Regions from separate parts of the Homo sapiens genome. Here region 2 is linked to region 1. Evidence: read pairs that join two places in POLR2A ChIA-PET (ENCODE). Cell type or tissue: GM12878. All regions are shown on one strand. Each heading gives the region's core, and the rest is flanking DNA. Links, peaks and the distances in the headings are about the cores only. Region 1 has its middle 96 kb from the start of URI1. Region 2 overlaps URI1 (URI1 prefoldin like chaperone).

Region 1 (9,926 bases), core at 1,190-9,189:
TCCAAATGTCAAGTCCTCACATTTCAAAACCAACCATGCCTTCCCAACAGTCCACCAAAGTCTTAACTCATTTCAGCATTAACCCAAAATCCACAGTCCAAAGTCTCATCTGAGACAAGGCAAGTCCCCTTCTGCCTATGAGCCTATAAAATCAAAAGCAAGCTAGGTACTTCCTAGATACAACGGGGGTACAAGTATTGGGTAAATACAGCTGTTCCAAATGAAAGAAATTGGCCAAAACAAAGGGGTTACGGGACCCATGCAAGTCCAAAATCTAGTGGGGCAATCAAATTTTAAAGTTTCAAAATGATCTCCTTTGACTTCATGTGTCACATCCAGGCCACACTGATGCCAAGAGGTGGGTTCCCATGGTCTTGAGCAGCTCCACCCCTGTGACTTTGCAGGGTACAGCCTCCCTTCTGGCTGCTTTCACAGGCTGGCATTGAGTGTCTGCAGCTTTTCCAGGCTCACAGTGCAGGCTATAGGTGGATCTACCATTCCGGGGTCTGGAGGATGGTGGCCCTCTTCTCCCAGCTCCACTAGGCAGTGCCCCAGTAGGGACTCTTTGTGGGGGCTCCCATCCCACAGTTCCCTTCTGCATTGCATAAGAGCCCCACCCCTGCAGCAAACTTCTGCCTGGGCATCCAGGCATTTCCATACATCTTCTGAAATCTAGGCAGAGGTTCCAAAACCCCAGTTCTTGACTTCTGTGCACCTGCAAGCTCACCACCACATGGAAGCTTCCAAGTCTTGGGGCTTGCACTCTCTGAAGCCACGGCCTAAGCACTATGTTGGCCCCTTTCAGCCACAGCTGGAGCAGCTAGGACACAGGACACCAAGTCCCTAGACTGCACATAGCACGGGGACTCTAGGTCCTCTCCACAAAACCATTTTTCCTCCTAGACCTCCGGATCTGTGATGGAAGAGGCTGCCACAAAGTTCTCTAACATGACCTGGAGACATTTTCCCCATTGTCTTGGGGATTAACATTCAACTCCTTGTTACTTATGCAAATATCTGCAGTCGGCTCGAATTTCTCCTCAGAAAATGGGATTTTCTTTTCTATCGCATTGTCAGGCTGCAAATTTTCCAAACTTTTATGCTCTGCTTCCCTTTTAAAACTGAATGCCTTTAATGGCAGCCAAGTCACCTCTTGAATGCTTTTCTGCCTAGAAATTTCTTCTGCCAGATACGCTAAATCATCTCTCTGAAGTCAAAGTTCCACAAATCTCTAGGGCAGGGGCAAAATGCCACCAGACTCTTACACTAAAACATAACAAGAGTCGCCTTTGCTCCAGTTCCCAAGTTCTTCATCTCCATCTGAGACCACGTCAGCCTGGATTTCATTGTCCACACCTTTATCAGTATTTTTGTCAAAGCCATTCAACAATTCTCTAGGAAGTTCCAAACCTTCCCACATTTTCCTGTCTTCTTCTGAGCCCTCCAAACTCTGCCTGTTACCCAGTTCCAAAGTTGCCTCCACATTTTTGGGTATCTTTTCAGCAACACTCCACTCTACTGGTACCAATTTACTGTATCAGTCCATTTTTACACTGCTAATAATGACATACCCAAGACTGGGAAGAAAAAAGAGGTTTAATTTGACTTACAGTTCCACATGGCTGGGGAGACCTCAGAATCATGGCAGGAGGTGAAAGGCTTTTTTTTTTTGAGACAGAGTCTTGCTCTGTAGCACAGGCTGGAATGCAGTGGTGTGATCTCAGCTCACTGCAACCTCCACCTCCTGGGTCCTGGTTCAAGCAATTCTCCTGCCTCAGCCTCCTGAGTAGCTGGGATTGCAGGAATGCACCACCCTGCCCAGCTAGTTTTTATATTTTTCGTAGAGACAGGGTTTCACCATGTTGGCCAGGCTGGTCTTGAACTCCTGACCTTGTGATCTGCCCACCTCAGCCTCCCAAAGTGCTGGGATTACAGGTGTGAGCCAATGCACCCGGCCAAAAGGCACTTCTTACATGGTGGCGGCAAGAGAAAATGAGGAAGAAGCAAAAGTGGAAACCCCTGATAAAACCATCAGATCTCATGAGACACACTACCACAAAACAGTATGGGGGAAACAGTCCCCATGATTCAAATTATCTCCCACCAGGTCCCTCCCTCAACACGTGGGAATTATGGGAGTACAATTCAAGATGAGATTTAGGTGGGGACACAGAGCCAAACCATATCAAGTCTCCCTTGGGAATGCTAGCTGTGAGTTGGCCTTCATGTAGGTCAAGATCAGAGGAACTGCAAGCTATGAAATTAACTGAGAAACTGCAAGCAAGGAACTCAAGAAGAGGTCCTGCCAAGGACTTCTGACTCTAGTGTTGAAGGATTCAGGGCTACAGAATTTGCTCTTCTGCCATAAACAGCTAGAAAACTGAAAACAAGTGTTTTCAGACACTAGGACCAAGAAATATAAGACTAAGATTCCTAAGTAAATGAGGTAAGTCCTATAATCACTCTTTGTCTTGAGAGGTTTGTTGGACCACAGCACAGAGAGAAGGAATCCAAGCAAAATAAGACTGGTCTTATAGTGGAGAAACCAAACAGGTACCAACTCAACAAAGTAATCAAGATTAACGCAGTGATATTATGTGCAGAGAAAGACACCTCACATCTATGGTATTCTCTTGAAAACTCACAACCTCAGGCTAATTGTAAGAAAACACTGGGCAAACTCAAATTGAGGAATATTCTGTAAAACACCCACAGGCCAATACTCTTCAAAAGTACAAGGTCATGAAAAAGAAAAAATTGAGAAATTGTCAGATAGGATGAGACTAAGAAGACATGACCACAAAATACAACAGGTATCTTGGAATGAATCCTGGAAAAGAAAAAGAACATTGGTAGAAAAACTAGTAACATTTCAATAAAGTCTATACTTTAGTAAATAGTATTGCCTTGTGCTAATTTCTTAGTTCTGACACATGTACCTTGGTAATGTAGTGTGTTCACATTAGAGGACACTAAAACTGGGTGAGGAACGTATGAGAACTCTCTGCATTATCTTTAAACTTTTCCGTAAATCTAGGTTTATTCCAAAATAAAAAGATTAACAAAAATTCTGGCATCAAATTAAAAATTACTAAACATGAAAATAGGATCCAAATTATGACCCACAGCCAGGTAGGAATAGACACAAAAATGACAGAAATGATAGAATGAGCAGATGAGGACTTTAAAACAGCTATTATAAATATGCTTCAAAATTTAAAGAAAATCATTAACATAATAAAGAGAAATTAAAAATCTTATTTAAAAAATGGAAATCCTAGAGGTATACAGGTATATTCCTGTAGGCATGTTCAAATATAATATCTGAAACAAAAAATTTACTGGATGTGTGCAAGAGTAAATCAGACATTACAAAAAAATAAAAATAAAAATTTAGTGAACATGAAGATATATCAATAAAAATTAACCATAATTAAACACAGAAAGAAAAAGGACTACACAAAAATGAACCAAGCCTCGGTGACCTTATGGAACAATAAAAGCTATATAATAGGCTGGGGATGGTGGCTCACACCTGTAATCCCAGCACTTTGGGAGGCCAAGGCAGGCAGATCACCTGAGGTCAAGAGTTTGAGACCAGCCTGGCGAACATGGCAAAACCCCATCTCTACTAAAAGTACAAAAAAATTAGCCAGGCATGGTGGCAGGCATCTGTAATCCCAGCTACTCGGGAGGCTGAGGCAGGAGAATCGCTAGAATCCTGGGGGCAGAGGTTGCAGTAAGCCAAGATCTCACCACTGTACTCCAGCCTGGGTGACAGAACGAGACTCGCTCTCAAAAAAAAAAAAAGAAAAAAAACTATACAATATAAATGTAATTGGTGTTCCAGAAACAGGAGAAAAAGAGATTGGGGCCCAAGCAAAATTGGAAAAAATATGGCCAAAATATTTCCACATTTGATGAAAACTCTAAATCTGCAGATCCAAGATACTCAACAGGCCCTGACAAGACCAAACACAAAGAATATACCTATGCATATCATAATTAGATTGCCAGAGGAAAATGCATACTACCTACAGTGGAACTGAAATAAGACTAATAAAAGATAACACAGCACCACGAAGTGCAAAAGACAAGGGAAAACATCTTCAAAGTGCTAGAGAAGAAAACCAGGTCATGCATGGTGGGGCTCATGCCTATAATCCCAGCATTTTGGGAGGCCAAGGCAGGAGGATGGAACACTTGAGCCCAGGTGTTCAAGACCAGCCTAGACAACATTGTGAGACCCCGTCTCTACATGAAATTTAAAAATTAGCTGGACCTGGTGACATGTGTCTGTAGTCCCAGGTACTCAGGAGACTGAGGCAGGAAGACTGCTTGAGCCCAAGGGTTGCAGTGAGCTATGATCCATGCTGTTGCATTCCAGCTTGAGTGACAGAGCGAGACCTCGTCTCAAAAGAAAGAAAGAGAGAGAGAGACAGAAAGAAAGAAAGAAAGAAAGAAAGAAAGAAAAGCAAGCAAGCAAGCAAGCAAGCAAGCAAGCAAGAAAGCGAGCGAGTGAGCGGAGGGGAGGGGAGAAGGGAGGGAGGGAGGGAGGGAGGGAGGAAAATAACCTGTCAACTTGGGATTCTATACCTAGCAAAAATATCTTTCAAATATAAAGGCAAAATAATATTATTTCAGAGAAAAGTTGAAAGAACTTGATCTAGCACACCAACATTTAAAACATTATTTTTTTCAAATTAATGACAACTTGATTTTTCTTACACTTTTAAGGCTGATGAAAAACCTTCATTTCAATTGAAAAGTATGGTAATTGTATTTACTCATTAAATATGAAAGTTTTCTAAAATACAACTTGAAAACATCCAGCACGCATGTTTAGTATCAGTACAATGAATTCAAGACCAAGTATACATGTTACATGCAGCAAGGCTAAATTACAAATTATCATAATCATCTTCTTCACGCTTTTTCAATGCATTTGATGATTCATTGGCAGTATTTTGTGATAACACCGTATTAGTGGTAATAAGAAGCTTTTGGACCCAATTAATGATGGATTAATCAGAACATTCTGAACTGCTGATGTTGCAGGAATTGAAGATTTTACAGCTGGAGACTGTGAAGTAGGCATCTGTACTGTAAACCTTTGCCCTGTGAGGGACACGGGAGTCCCTACTTTAGTTGAAACAGACATGGTCTGTGGGGTTGGTGTGCCTAGTGTGGGAGTACTTGGTCTGCTAGCAACTGAACCAACACTTAACTGCGGGACTGTTACTCTTCCCGTGGAAGTTGATGCCTTTTTCTGTAAAGATTTCAGCCTATAATTTGGAGCTGTTAAGCAATATCTATCAGGTGGCAATCTAGGACCTGAATATGGCTTGATTAATGGAAAAGGGGTTTGATTTCTTTGCCTTGCGATATCTAATAAAAAAATCTCTTGGGGGAAGAGAGGTAAAAGACTGGTCAGCGTGGAACTGGATTGCCAACTGCACATCATCTGCATCAACGGTAGCTTTCTTAGCATGGCTGGAGTAAATTTTTGCATCATCTAGAATTGTGGTCACATAACGGAAGGCAAACTCTAACATCTGATTTATAAGTCTTGGCTCATATTCTGTAATTCCCAGATCCTTCAGGATTTGTGCCATCATCTGTGCATCTTTCGGCATGCTCTTGGGAGAAGCCATCTTGCCAGACTCCATGATATACGATGATCAGACTTCTTGAGCTAAATCACCCACATTAATGTATTTCAGTCCTGATTTTGACACAAGTCCTTTGCCTAGTGTGGTTTTTCCAACCCCTGGTGTACTGGTGAGCAGGATGCTTGGAAGCAACATGGTCCTCCCCACGACGGCTCTGAGCGCCTTGCTCACCCGCCCTTCACATTACGGGAAGGACCATTTAAAACGTGATTAAAGCAAGTTCTACAGGCTGGAGGAAAAGAAAACCAGGTGGCAACTTCAATGTACAGAAAATAATGAAGAGCACTCAACATGGTAAATTCACAGGTAGACAATTTAACATTTAAAGAAAAAGTTTCAAAGGTAATTGAGAGGAATGACAAAGTGAGGACCTTTGTAAATACTTTCCCTAAAAAGCAAAGATAAAGTTGGACTATTAGTTTCTGGCCTGGCATACAAGCTTGGACGTTGTCACTACATCCTAATAAGTAAACAGCTAAACAAACTGAAAAATCAATTCTTAGTTAAGAACAGTGAAGCCACAGGGCAAACTATCATGGCCCCTGAAATTGGAGTGACCGGCAGGCAAAGGCAGAGAAGCACAAGTAACTGGAGCCGAGACCCTCAGACAGAGGCCTCCAGGGAAAACTGACAGGCTAGGGAAACCTGAACTGTAATTAACTTAACTGCACAGTGTGGACAAGTCTTGAGTTGAAAATTCCAGGGGGACTCAGTCATTCCCCGGCACACATACTTTTGTGAGTTTTACCTCCAGGAGCTCTACCAGGTTCTCAAAGCAAGTATCTGAGAACTATCCCCCTGTGTTTGCAGCAGGGGAAAAGGAAAAGGAACCATTTAAAAACATGCCAAAACACTCTGTTCTTCTTAACAAGGTTTGCCCGCAGGAGAAACTATTTAACCGGAAGATAAACTGCTGGGGTTTTATCAGGGCCAAACTGACCTAGGGGAAGGGAAATAACCTCAGGCAGCTCCTGCCTTCCATGTGGGAGAAGAGAAATACCAAACACCAGCTCCCTCTAGTCATCGTGTCTTCAGTAAGGCTGATGGGGGAAATGAGAAGCACATGTGATGTACACAGTCTAGAGGCACAGGCTCACTCAAAGACTAAGACCTGATCACAGGACTATAGAACTCTAAAGAAATCCACATTACTAAGGGCCTATTTACAGCCTTTCCTCTTACTCAGGAACGTGCCCAGCTGTTAAGGAAAAATCACCAGGCATACTGAAAGGCAAAAAAGGTCATTTGAGAGATAGAGCAAGCATCAGAACAAGACAGATATAGCAAGGATGTTGACATGATCAGACCAGGAATTTAAAACAGCTATGATTAATATACTAAAGGCTCTAATGAATAAACTAGATGGATGCAAACACAAGTGGGCAATGTAAGCAGAGAGATGGAAATTCTAAAAAGTACCAAAAAGAAAGGCTAGAGATCAAAAACACTGCAGGAGAAATGAAGAATGCTTTGATGGGCTCATTAGCAGACTGAATAAAGCTAGGAATCTCTGAGCTTGAGGATATCTCAACAGAAACCTCCAAACTGAAAAGGAAACAGAGAGAGAGAAAAAAAAAAAAGGCTGCAAACTCCAGAACAGAATATCCAGGAACTGCAAGACACCTACAAAGGGGGTAGCATATGCAAAATGGGAAAATCAGTAGAAGAAAAAAAAAAAGGAACCGAAGAAATATCAGAAACAGTAACAACTAAGAATTTCCCCAAAATTATTATAAGACACCAAATACAGATCCAGGAAGCTCAGAGAACACTAAGCAGGATAAACATTCCACCTAGGCATCATCATTTTCAAACTATAAGAATTCATAAAGAAAAATCCTGAAAGAAACCAGAGGGAAAAAAACACATTACCTATAGAGAAGCAAAAGAAAGAATTATACCCAACTTCTTAGAAAGCATGCAAGTAAGAAGAGTGGAGTGAAATATTTAAAGCACCAAGAGAAAAGAACTATCAACCTAGAATTCTATATCCTGAGAAATAGCCTTCGAAAATAAAGGAGAGAGGCCAGGTGCAGTGGCTTACACCCGAAATCCCAGCACTTTGGGAGGCCAAGGTGGGAGGATCGCTGAAGTCCAGGAATTCAGACTGCCATGAGCCATGATCATGGCACTGCACTCCAGAAGTGTTAAAGGAGTTCTTTAGATAGAAGGAAAATCATATAGTTCAGAAATTCGGATCTTCATAAAGAGCATAAGGAAGAGGTAAACGTAAAACAGAAACTTAGTTTCTTATTCTTACCTATTTAACAGATAACAATTTGTTCCAAATAATAGTACCAACAATGCATTTGATTTTGTATACCTATGTACATATACATGTTTATGTATACTGATGTGTTAGTCAAATAAATAACAGCAACAATACAAGGAACAGCAGAGAGGAGGAATAAGGATTGTTGTAAGGCATTTGCATTACCCATGAAATGGTATAGTATCATCATTTCAAAGTGGACTTGGATTAGCTGTAGATGTTCCGAACTCCAGGGCAACTACTAAAAAGATGCTTTTAAAAAGTATAACTGATATGCTAAGTAGAGAAAACGGAATCATAAAAAATGCTCAATTAAAATCAAAAGGGGTATTTAACAGGCAAGGGATCGATAAGAGAAAAGAAACAAACAAAAAAACCCAAACAGCAGAAAAAGAGTGGAAGACAAAAACAGGAAAAAGAACAAGGGCAACAAATATAAAAACAGTAAAAATATGGTAGATGTCAATCCAACGATATCAATAATCATTTTAAATGCCAATGGTTTAAAAGTACCAATTAAAAGACAAATAAATTGTCAGAATGAACCAAAAAATAAGACCCAACTATACACTGTCTACAAAAACCTTAAAGACACATATAAATTGAAAGTAAATGGATGGAGAAAGATATACCATGCTAACATTAATCAAAAGAAAGTGAGAGTCATTATATTCACTTCAGATAGAGCAGACTTCAGATTAAGGAAAGTTATCAGGAAAAAAAAGGAGCATTCTACAGTTACATAGGGGTCAATTTTCCAAGAAGACATAGCAATCCTTAATGTGTATGCATCTAAAAACAGAGCATCAAACTACATAAGAAAAAACTGACAGAACTGGAAGGAGAAACAGATGAATTCACTATTATACCTAGAAACTTCAGTACCCATCTATCAGAAATGGGCAGATCCAGCAGTCAAAAGATCAGTTAAGGACACAGCTGAACTCATTAACACCATTTACTAACTTGATATAATGGTTATCTACAGACTACTTCATTCAATAACAGCAGAATACATAATTTTTTCCAAGCTAATATGGAACATTAACCAAGACAAATCACACTTGGGGTCATAAAACACACCTTAACAAATTTAAAATAGCAATTATACAGTGTCTGCTCTCACATCACAATTGAATTAAACTAGAAATCAATAACAAATATAGCTGGAAAATCTCCCAAATACTTGGAGATTAAACAACACACTTCTAAGTAACACATGGATCAAAGAAAGTCTCAAAAGAAATTTTAAAATATTTTGAACAAAAATAAAAAATACAACTTATCAAAATTTGTGGGATGCAGTGAAAACAGTGCTTAAAGGAAAATTTTTAACACTGAATGCATATATCAGAAAAGAGAGATCTAAAATTAATCATCTAAGCCTTCACCTTATAAGAATAGAAAAAGGAGAGGAAATTAATTCCAAAGTAAGGAGAAGAATAAAAATTTAAAGCAGAAATCAATGAAATTGAAAACATAAAATCAGTAGAGAAAATCAACCAAACCAAAAGCTGGTTCTTAGATAAATAAAATCAGTAAGACAAGCTAACTAAGAAAAAAGAGAGAGGACACAAATTGCTGATTTCAGAAATAAAAAAAGAGAATGTCATTACAGATCCCAGGGAGATTAAAAGGATAACCAAGAAATACTATGAACACGTCTATGCACACAAATATGGTACTCCTAGAAAAAATGGACCAATTCCTTGAAGAGCACAATCTACCAAAACTCACACGAGAAGAAACAGACAATCGGAATAAGACTATCTCTATTAAATAATTAATAACTTTCCAAAACACAAAGCGCAGGCCCAGACAGATACACTTATGAATTCTATGAAACATTTAAGGAAAAAAAAAAAATACACCAATTCTCTCCTATCTCTTTCAGATGATAGAAGCACAGGGAGTACTCCCTACTTCTATGAGTTCAGCATTACCATATGAAAATCAGGCAAAGACATTACAAGAAACTACAG
Region 2 (9,926 bases), core at 1,255-9,254, 55 kb after region 1:
TTCCCCAATTACCCCAATCAACCATGACATAGATGACTATGTGTTTAACTGGTTATATTTCCTCTGCCTTAAGAAAAATAAAGTACCTTTTCTTAATAAATGTGAAGTACAACAATATACCTAAGTATTTTCTTCAGGTATAAATTATAAAACCATGTGAATAAAAGAGCTTTACGTAATTTTTTTTTTTTTTTTGAGACAAAATTTCGCTTTGTTGCCCAGGCTGGAGTGCAGTGGCACAATCTCAGCTCACTGCAACCTCCACCTCCTGGGTTCAAGTGATTCTCCTGTCTCAGCCTCCCAAGTAGCTGGGACTACAGGCACACACCACCACGCCCGGCTAATTTTTGTATTTTTAGTAGAGACGAGGTTTTACCACGTTGGTCGGGCTGGTCTCGGACTCCTGACCTCAGGTGATCCACCTGCCTTGTCCTCCCAAAGTGCTGGGATTACAGGCATGAGCCCCTGCGCCCGGCCCAGAATTTATTGTAACAGGAAATATGTACTTTGAAAATTATTTTAGATAAATATTGATCCCAAAAGTCATCTATGTTTGGTCACTTTCCAAAACCATATTTAACTACTAGAAAGTGATTTACAAAAACATGTTTCTCTACTCTAGAGCTCTATTCTATTGTAGTATAAGTATTCCCATTAATATTTTAAGTTATAACTAATTATAAAGATTTTTTTCACTGAAATATGAAAATCAATGTGAACAAACTTCAACAGGCTATGGATTCATTTCATAACATCAGAGCTACTTCAGTATATAAAGAGAGGCTTCGTCTTCAGTAAGGTCTTTAAGAAAAAAGTATGCCCATTCTCTTTCGCTAATATACATGACAAAAATAATGCAGCAAAGCCAAAAGATTTATCATTGCCAGAAATTACATACAGGCCTAACAATAAGATTCTGATTAGTGTCACAAAAGATCAAAATATATATCAATTATAAACTTATAGGAGTTGATTTGCAATTAGAGTCTCCAAATATAGTTCCCAGAATTTCACTGAGTAAATGAGTTCTCTAGTACTCATTCATGTATAAGTGAAATCAAGTTCAGCTTTAGAAAACTCAGCTGTTTTCTGTTTAGTATGACCTTATTTATAAAAAAGGATCTTCCCATCATTTATTTTCAAATACACATTTAACTAAAAGGTTAAAAAGCAGGTAGGGCGGATATTATACTCTCAATCTAAATACGTATTACAGAAATAACAACAGATTATAAACTGAACCTAATTTTAAAATATAACTAAGCTAGAACCCAAGCTAGCTCATCCAACTGCAAAATGTGTAGTGTGTGTTGTGTGTGTGTATGTAGGCTTCTATACACCTACAGATAATAGCACGGATAAACAAAACTCAAGAGCTGCCCTAATAAAGGGATGCAGAGAACTCAAACAACTGAAAAAGGATAAGGGTGCTGTTTTAGGTAGCACCTTTTCACACCTGGTCTCCTCTATCAAATGAAAATATGGTTTTTTTTCCAAACCAAAAAGCATTTTTAAGAATTGTCTACTTATGTAAACAGGTATTTCTCTTAGTTCACTAAGGAGAAAACACATTATTTCTGTGTACTAAAGTATTAAGTGCAAAAATAAGTCTATAATAGCAACTAAAAAAAAATTATAAGGTATAAAATGACTCCAATTTTTATGTCTTCCCAACTTCTAACTACAAAATCACATAATGACTTTGAAACTTTGTAACTTCTGAAAACATGCCAATGTAGGTGACATTTCCAACCCGGATGCTCCATTCTCCAGCTCATTCTCAAATGTTGGTTCTACTCAAACTACCTACAATTCAACAGAATCACAAACAGCCTGGATTCATAGATCACGGAAGGTACTTTTGGTAAGAAACAGCCCTTCAGCTTGGCAATCTGTGAATGGATACATATACAACAAAGAAACATCATTTAAAATGGGTACCTACGTTCTTTCCGGTGCTCAACTAAACCTACAGCCTGCTTTGCTGAGCACTTTGCAAACCAGTTGTCCCCCAGTAAAACAGTGACTTCATTAGTATGGACAAGTTTTCCTGGCATGAAGGCAAAAGGGCCAAATGGTACCTATTGTTTAAAAAAAAAGAAAAAAGGGAAAAAACATAAAACACTGAAAAGTACATTTTATAAAACACTTCGCATTAAAAGCCTTACATAACTGAATTTTTTTATTTATACATTGGGAAAAATAAAATGCCAGCTTCACAGAAATTCAACACTATATTAAAATTTTACTAGGAAAATCTAAAGAAAATTGCTTTATGTTCATAAATCAATGTTAAAACAGGAAAATAAATCCACACCATATTTACATATAGCTCTTAAAGAAAGTAGTACTGTCTCGGCATGTTTATACTTTTCATTCACTTGCAAATCTAAGTGAAAGCAACTAGTAGTGAAACATTGTCAATGCAAAATACTTTTGATAAAGAAAACTAAAAATTATTTTCAATAAAGTAGACACTTTTGCAAAGCAGGAATTAGTAAACAAATAGCTTTAATGGATCTATCTAGCTATATATACAAAATACTTGGACTAGTATAAAAGAACAAAGTCTTCATAAGAAAGAACATTCATGCAATGAAAGGCTCTAATCCAGGGCTCATGAACAGATCACTATGTCGATGTGAAGATCATTAAAACAAAAATTAGCAGCACGTTTTTATATAAAAATCAATGTCCTAAGGTTTAATTCTGTGAATTACAAAACATTATGGCCTATTCCTGCTCTGGCTAACAAGAAACGACTTAGTACCATATTTCTGTCATAATTACATTTTTTATATAGTAAGTTTCCATTTGAAATATGTCCAATTTTGTGCTAATATTTATGTCATTTGTGTCACCATATATATTCTGAAAAAAAAAGGTAAATACCAACAATTACTACAATTACTGTGTTCTTATAAAGTAAAACAAAACAAATCTTCCTTGCTACATAGTTACCTTGGACACAGTCCATCAGCCTGACATTCTGTGAACCGACACATAGTTAATATGTTTACAAGAAACAACTATTACTTTAAAAGAAACACACCAAACATACCATTATATTATAAGACAATTTATCAGGCAAGGTGCTGAGTCTTTCTCGAAGGGCATTATAGTCATTATCTACCTTCTTCCTGTTGACAGAAAACACCAAATACACACATTATTAACGATTTTTCTTTTTTTTTTTTTTTTTTTTTTTTTTTTTTTTTTTTTTTTTTTTTTTTTTTTTTTTTTGAGACAGAGTGTCGCTCCGTCGCCCAGGCTAAAGTGCAGTGGCGTGATCTCGGCTCACTGCACCCTCCACCTCCCGGGTTCAAGCAATTCTCCTGCCTCAGCCTCCTGAGTAGCTGGGATTACAAGTGTGCGCCACCATGCAAGGCTAGTTTTTGTATTTTCAGTAGAGAGGAGGTTTCACCATGTTGGTCAGGCTGGTCTTGAACTCCTGACCTCATGATCCTCCCACTTCAGCCTCCTGAAGTGCTAGAGTTACAGGCGTGAGCCACTGCACCTGGCCTCACTCAAAAGCTTTATTAAATCTCTTCTTTCAGTCGTGTGTGGTGGCTCACGCCTGTAATCCCAGCAATTTGGGAGGCCCAGTAGGCCAGGTATCATAAAACAAGCTAATCAAAAACATAATTTTAGCAAATTCAAGATTAATGTGGTTTTATTTTTAGTTTTAAAATCCTGTTTTTATACAGTTTAGCAATGGCATTATTCTACCATACATTTATTGAAGAATTAAGACTCTTCAGGGACTCTGGCATTTAGAAGCAGAATACTCAAATTTTGAGAATTACTGTTTTTTAAGATACAAGACTATCTGGACCAAATAAAATGTGAAAATTAAGGGAGACAGTAAAAGAGGGCCTGATATTTGGAGAGAAGAAGGGACTCAAGATGAAAAAAGAAGAGATTTATTTATTTTAAGACAGAGTCTCTCTCTGTTGCCCAGGCTGGAGTGCAGTGGCACAATCTCAGCTCACTGCAACCTCCACCTCCTGGGTTCAAGTGATTCCCCTGCCTTAGCCTCCTGAGTAGCTGAGACTACAGACGCATGACACCACGCCCAGCTAATTTTTGTATCTTCCATAGAGATTAGGTTTCTTCGCCACGTTGGCCAGGCTGGTCTCGAACTCCTGGCTTCAAGCGATCCCCCCACCGCAGCCTCCCAAAGTGCTGGGATTACAGGCATGAGCCACCACACCCGGCCGAAAGAAGAGATTTAATAAAGCTTTTGAGTGAATAGATACTGGCTGTGAAGTTGAAATCATGAACATGAAATTTGATCAGATGCTTTAGTCCTCATCAGAAAACCTTAGGCTGAAAAATGCATCATCAGCTCTTCAATTATTCATAATAATGTGATTAAGGTAAGAGAGAATCAACTGGGGGTAGAAGAAATTAAGTAGAGATAATACAAAAGGCGTTTCAATTTGGCCTAGGAGTCTGTTTCTTGTTACATCAAACAGAGCTACCAAATAAGTAATTTCAAACAACCAAAAGGTATATGTAACTCTGTAGGGGCAGAGATGATCGTATTTCCATGCTATGGGCCTTACTCAGCTCTTAACACCTGCTGGAAATGAACAGCCCTTCTTTTTGAGTAATACCAGGCAGCAGCCTATGCCAAGATGCCCGTCAAACTTTCTCTGGAGACTGGGTTTCCAAAGGGTTCCCTGCTAAGATACAGGCTGCAAGCAAAACTACAGCACTGAATTTTTTTTAAGCAGAAGGATGTTGTCAGTTTTTAAAAATAACAGAAACAAAAATTCACCAACTCAGCAAGTAATTTAAAAGAACATGTAGACATTGTCAAATTGAAATCAGGATAAACTGCAATGTAGGTAACAACTCTCCAGATAATATAAATGACAAACATCACAGAATTGGTTTCAGCTTACTGCTTAGTTCCCTGAAGCAACAGTAGCATAATTAATAAAAAAAAATTAGCTCAGTCTTAAGATCTTAAGGAATTTCACATATATATTATTTTACATAACCTATAATAAATGTCACTTATCAGTATTTTTCTCTTACAGAAGACAAAGTAGAAGGAAGATGGAAAAACCACATAGCAAGAAGCCAGATCTCCTCTATCAAGATGAGGTAAGCAATGAGTTTAACCTAGCTAGGTCTTCTGACCTGCATTCCTTCATGAAAGCTTTCTCATTTTCTAGTGTGCAACTGCTTTATAACTTTCCCCAAAAAAAATCCTTTTCTATAAATAAATACGAAACATGTTTTATTCTTTTGTTTAAGGCAAAAATCCTCCTCCTGGAAAATTTTTATATGGATAAAATGGCAAAAAAACTTCATGCACAAGGCTATGTACCAGAAAGAACATGGCTTTGAAGTCAGACCAGAGAGTGAATCCCAAGCTCTACATGCAATTTACACAAATTCACCTTAGTCTTAGTAACTTCAATGGCAAAATTGGACTAATACTTATCTCACAGGTTCAACAGAATTAAATATAAAAGGTCTAACACACTGCCCAGCATGGAGCAACTACTATTTTGGTTCCAAAACTCAAAACTCATTTTTTTCATGAAGCATCAAAAAACATCAATTCCAAAACTTTCAAGAAAGACTATTACCTACAAGATTTCACTAACCAATTTGATACAAATAGTATAACTTGCTGAAAGACAGTACAGCTGAATGTAACCATTCAGGGGCTTTGGAAACAGGACTGGTGTGAGCAATCAATGGGAGAATGTCTCCATAGGACTGACTGGTACAGTGCCTAGACAGTCAACACTCACTATTAATAACATAACACTAACAGCTTATTTATGTTTCAGATAAGTAATTCTGCAAATGCTCAAGGACTAAATACACCAGCCTAGATATCTAAATATTTCTATGAATATTAAGAAGCTAGTATTAAAGTCACCATTCAATAAGTCTTATTTTGGTAACAATGCTTAGGAGAAAAAAAAACAACTTCCTCACAAAAAACATCTATTTTGTACATTAAAAGAACAGTACGTTCAAAAACAGGCAATACCAGAGATCAATGTCAATATTTCAAGTCAAATATAATCAGTTTTCAACTTATTAATAATTCTCTCTGGAATAAAAATGCGGACATACTGGAGAGCAGTTTAAGATTAGAGTTGCTATTTATAAATTTTGAATTATTTTCTAAAAATACAAAAGTAGAAGATCACTTAAAATGCAGCCCATGTAGAAATCCTTTATGAAGGGAGGCCAGGAGGAGTCAAGCAATGTCTCTGGAAGAAACTACAGCTTGAGGAACCCTCTCTCTCTAAAGGCTACATTCGTGGAAATGTTCAGGGCTTAGTCAAACAGTGATCTCCAAATAGTATCTCTATTATTTCAGGCTTAAATAATCCTGTTAAAGATCACAAAGCCTATGCAACAGAAAATGCAAAAGTTATGCTAAGAACTAATGCATTACTGAGGTTAAGTCTGGGGTCTTTATTTATAACAAAATTTGAACAGATTTTTTTTTCTATTTTAATAATTAGAAACGTAATTAATTTTTGGACACAGGAGTCATTACAGTAATCAAAAATGGTAATTGCTTAAAATAATTTTTCTTCAAATGGAAAACAAAACCCAGATAGAGTTAAGAAACACCTCTCCAGCCTACTTACTTAGAATAGCTAGACCTGCTTCTTTGGCTTCAACATAATGGATCCTTATAGATCAGGTTCCGCCTTCAACTCTTAATTTTAAATTTTTTTCCAATATCCTCATGCAACATTCCTTATACAAAACAAGAACTAAAAGCATAGGTATAAGGCATGTAAGAAACTTTAACCACTTCCTTCTGAATCTTGCTAATCATGTGCAATATGCCTTTTGAGAGTACCTTTTGTTTTAAGGAAATTAAAAAAAAAAAATAGGCAGCAGCGATGAAGACCATTAACACAACCACAAGTTAGCCCTTACCCTTAAAGGATTAAGATCAAGACAGAACCTATGGGAAACAGCTCATTTGCATAAAATTGTAGAAAGTAAGAGAGAAATCAAGTTAAATGAGGGATATGCTCAAGTATTTAGGGGTGAAATACACAGATGTCCACAACTTAATTTGAAATTCATCAGAAAAAAATGGATTAACGGATTAGGGTACAGACAGATAGGTGATCAAGATTCACTCTTCCATATGTTTGAAATTTGTCATAATAGAATATTTTTAAAGGGACGAGGAAATATGAAAGGGATCAACATTTTTAATCCTCTTAAAAGTGACTGACAAAAATAAAAATCTCTATTAAAAAAAAAAAGTCTACATCCTTTGAGGCCAGTGATAAAGACTCCAACCTTTAAATAATAAAAAAGGGAGATAAAATTTAAATCAGGTTGAAACAATAAGACTTTGCTAATTTTACTTTAAAGTAAGAAGTTAAAATAGACAGCAAATACTAACATTGAACTTTTTTTTTTTTTTTTTTTTTTGGAGATGGAGTCTCACTCTTTCACCCAGCCTGGAGTGCCGTGGCGTGATCTCGGCTCACTGCAACCTCCACCTCCCAGGTTCAAGCGATTCTCCTGCCTCAGCCTCCTGAGTAGCTGAGATTATAGGCACGCGCCACCGCACCCGGCTAATTTTTGTATTTTTAGTAGAGACGGGGTTTCACCATGTTGGTCAGGCTGGTCTCGAACCCTGACCTTGTGATCTACCCGCTTCGGCCTCCCAGAGTGCTGGGATTACAGGTGTGAGCCACCATGCCTGGCCCAGTTTTTTTTTTTTTTTTTTTTTTTTTTTAAGAAAAAAAATCTTCTATCACTCTCTTTTCCTCTACCTAACATCCTAAACAGACAAGCAGAAAATACTGTGAGATGCCTAACGGGGAAAGAGGAAAAAAATTTCTATATAAGTGTTAACATCTGAGTTAACCTGGGACAGAGTTAAATTTTTATTTTTTAATTTAAGAAACGATAAAAACGGAAGATTCTGGAATATATACAATATATAACCTTCTTTAGAAATAATTTTTAGTCCATCATACCCACCCTACAACTTCCCATTAAGCATCCAAAAAAGACTTGTTTCAATTGAATCCACCATTTACTGAGCAGCTCCTCTACAACAAGCCTATGGCATATGCTGCAGGGATCATCACTCACACATAGCATGCCTTTCTGATTGTTTGTTGATTGTTTTGCAATGCATCTTTGTCAAAGATCCACTAGCTTGAAGGATGCCTGGCTTTTCACCTCTAAAATCAAGAAAATAGAGGAATATTAAGTTTGGGCATGGATTCTATATAGATAAAGAGATGTCCTCCAGTTACTAAAGCAAGAAATAATGATTTTTTTCAAAGTATCCTTTTAAACAATCTAAACAAATTGATAAAAGTTACATTTTATTTAAAAATTCTTGAAAAAGGGATCTATACTGTTATGCTTTATGCAATTTGGTGGGAAAAGGAACACTCCTCATGGAAAATTTAAATGTACTTGAATTAAATCAATAGCATTACACTTTTTTTCTAAATGGTCATGGCAAAATATTCAGTAATTTCAATTGATATAAGTAACTGAAATGTACCACAAAATTCAGGCAGAATGGTGGTATATTCCTTTTTTATAACTCTATTATACCAAGGAATTTATGTCATCAGAAGATGCTGATGAAATAATCTATGTTCTTTATATTTTATGAGTCCATCAGAAAACTTTACTATTAGACATAGATACCAAGATTAACCCGCATATAAAAACATAATTTTTCAAGTCAATGAAACAAAATTATCTAAAGAGAGATGCAGCTAACATTCTACTAGATTTCTTCAATTTAACTTTTCAACAATGAGAAAACAGTGCAATGGATATATATATATAGTAAGCCTGGACAGAAAAATCTGTTCTACTGTTCTCTCTACAACAACCATACACATGTGTTTGAAGACTTGTCAGTTATCACAGGTGCCTGTTTCTTCACTCATTACTAATCTTTTGCTCTAAGAAAATGAGATGTGAATTCAAAGCAAAAAACCTTTAAAATTATGTAAAAACACATTCATCTACGTTTGAAAGAAATATCCTAAAGTGCCTAGTTAATTTTTACTGATGAGTTTATATGTAATTTTTGTTCTTTTTATTTTCCAAATTTTCTATAACTAATATAAATTCCTATTACAAATCAAAGGAAAGGACCTTTTAGAAAAGGTGTGATGAGTTTATAGCTGACTTAAGCTTTGAAAGTTTGTGCAAATTTCTACTTAAATCTTACCGTAATTCATAGGTTTTGCTACTTTACACTTTCTATATTTTCTTTCTAAAGCATATTTTAGAAAAAAGTAATTTTGTGGGTTTTCTTAATTACAGTAGCAATTAAAAAACCCTTTTAGGTCACTGATCCCTATGAGAAACTAGAAAAACTCTAGGCTCTTCCCTGAGAAAAGAACTCATATTTTACATATAGTTTCAGCAGAGGCCCAATCATAGATACCTCCGGGTTAAAGTTTCTCAAGAGGTTTTACAACAGTGAAAAATGGCAATCCTGGTTTTGAACCTACCAAATATTTAAAAACCTCAAAATTATCAACTGACTTAAAAATAAAAGAAAAATGTGAAAACCCTCACCAATTTGATCATGAGTTCAATATGAATTAGTAAAAAGTAAATTATAGGCATGCCTCCATTTTTCACAGCCTACATTTCTCTCAGGTCTTACACTGATACCCACCCCAATCTGTCTTTGGTATAGTGGAATCTGGACTTATATTTCTCAAAATAAGAACAAGCACTCAGGATTATCACCAAGTGATGCACTTCTCAGACAAGCACTGTGGTTGTTGCAATATTCACATCTTCATCCTCAAACAGGACTCTGTGCTTAAGAGTTTTATTGGATGTTACTCTTCATAAAAAAAAATGGAAAATGAAAAAAAAGTACAAAGAAGTACAGTTTTCAAACCTAATACAGTTGAGACAAA

Evidence for each region. ChIA-PET counts read pairs that join two places held together with the same protein. Peaks named below come from ENCODE experiments on the same cell type or tissue, not always from the same donor. Only the 100,000 strongest peaks of a DNase experiment are listed, where the experiment ranks them.
Region 2: POLR2A ChIA-PET joins it to region 1 with 7 read pairs; 6 of 35 experiments call an interaction of 5 or more read pairs at or near these places.

What each region holds. Positions count from the first base shown.
Region 1 is chr19:30,033,166-30,043,091 of GRCh38, reverse strand. It overlaps the pseudogene TAF9P3. Among named protein-coding and RNA genes, the nearest start is that of URI1, 96 kb to the right of the region's middle. In GM12878, for the core only: no CTCF peak of the experiment used is centred there; no DNase peak of the experiment used is centred there; H3K27ac peaks cover 232 bases.
Region 2 is chr19:29,978,437-29,988,362 of GRCh38, reverse strand. URI1 (URI1 prefoldin like chaperone) reads right to left here. Exons shown (of 11, transcript NM_003796.3): 3 at 3,062-3,140; 4 at 1,946-2,081. Among named protein-coding and RNA genes, the nearest start is that of URI1, 41 kb to the right of the region's middle. In GM12878, for the core only: no CTCF peak of the experiment used is centred there; no DNase peak of the experiment used is centred there.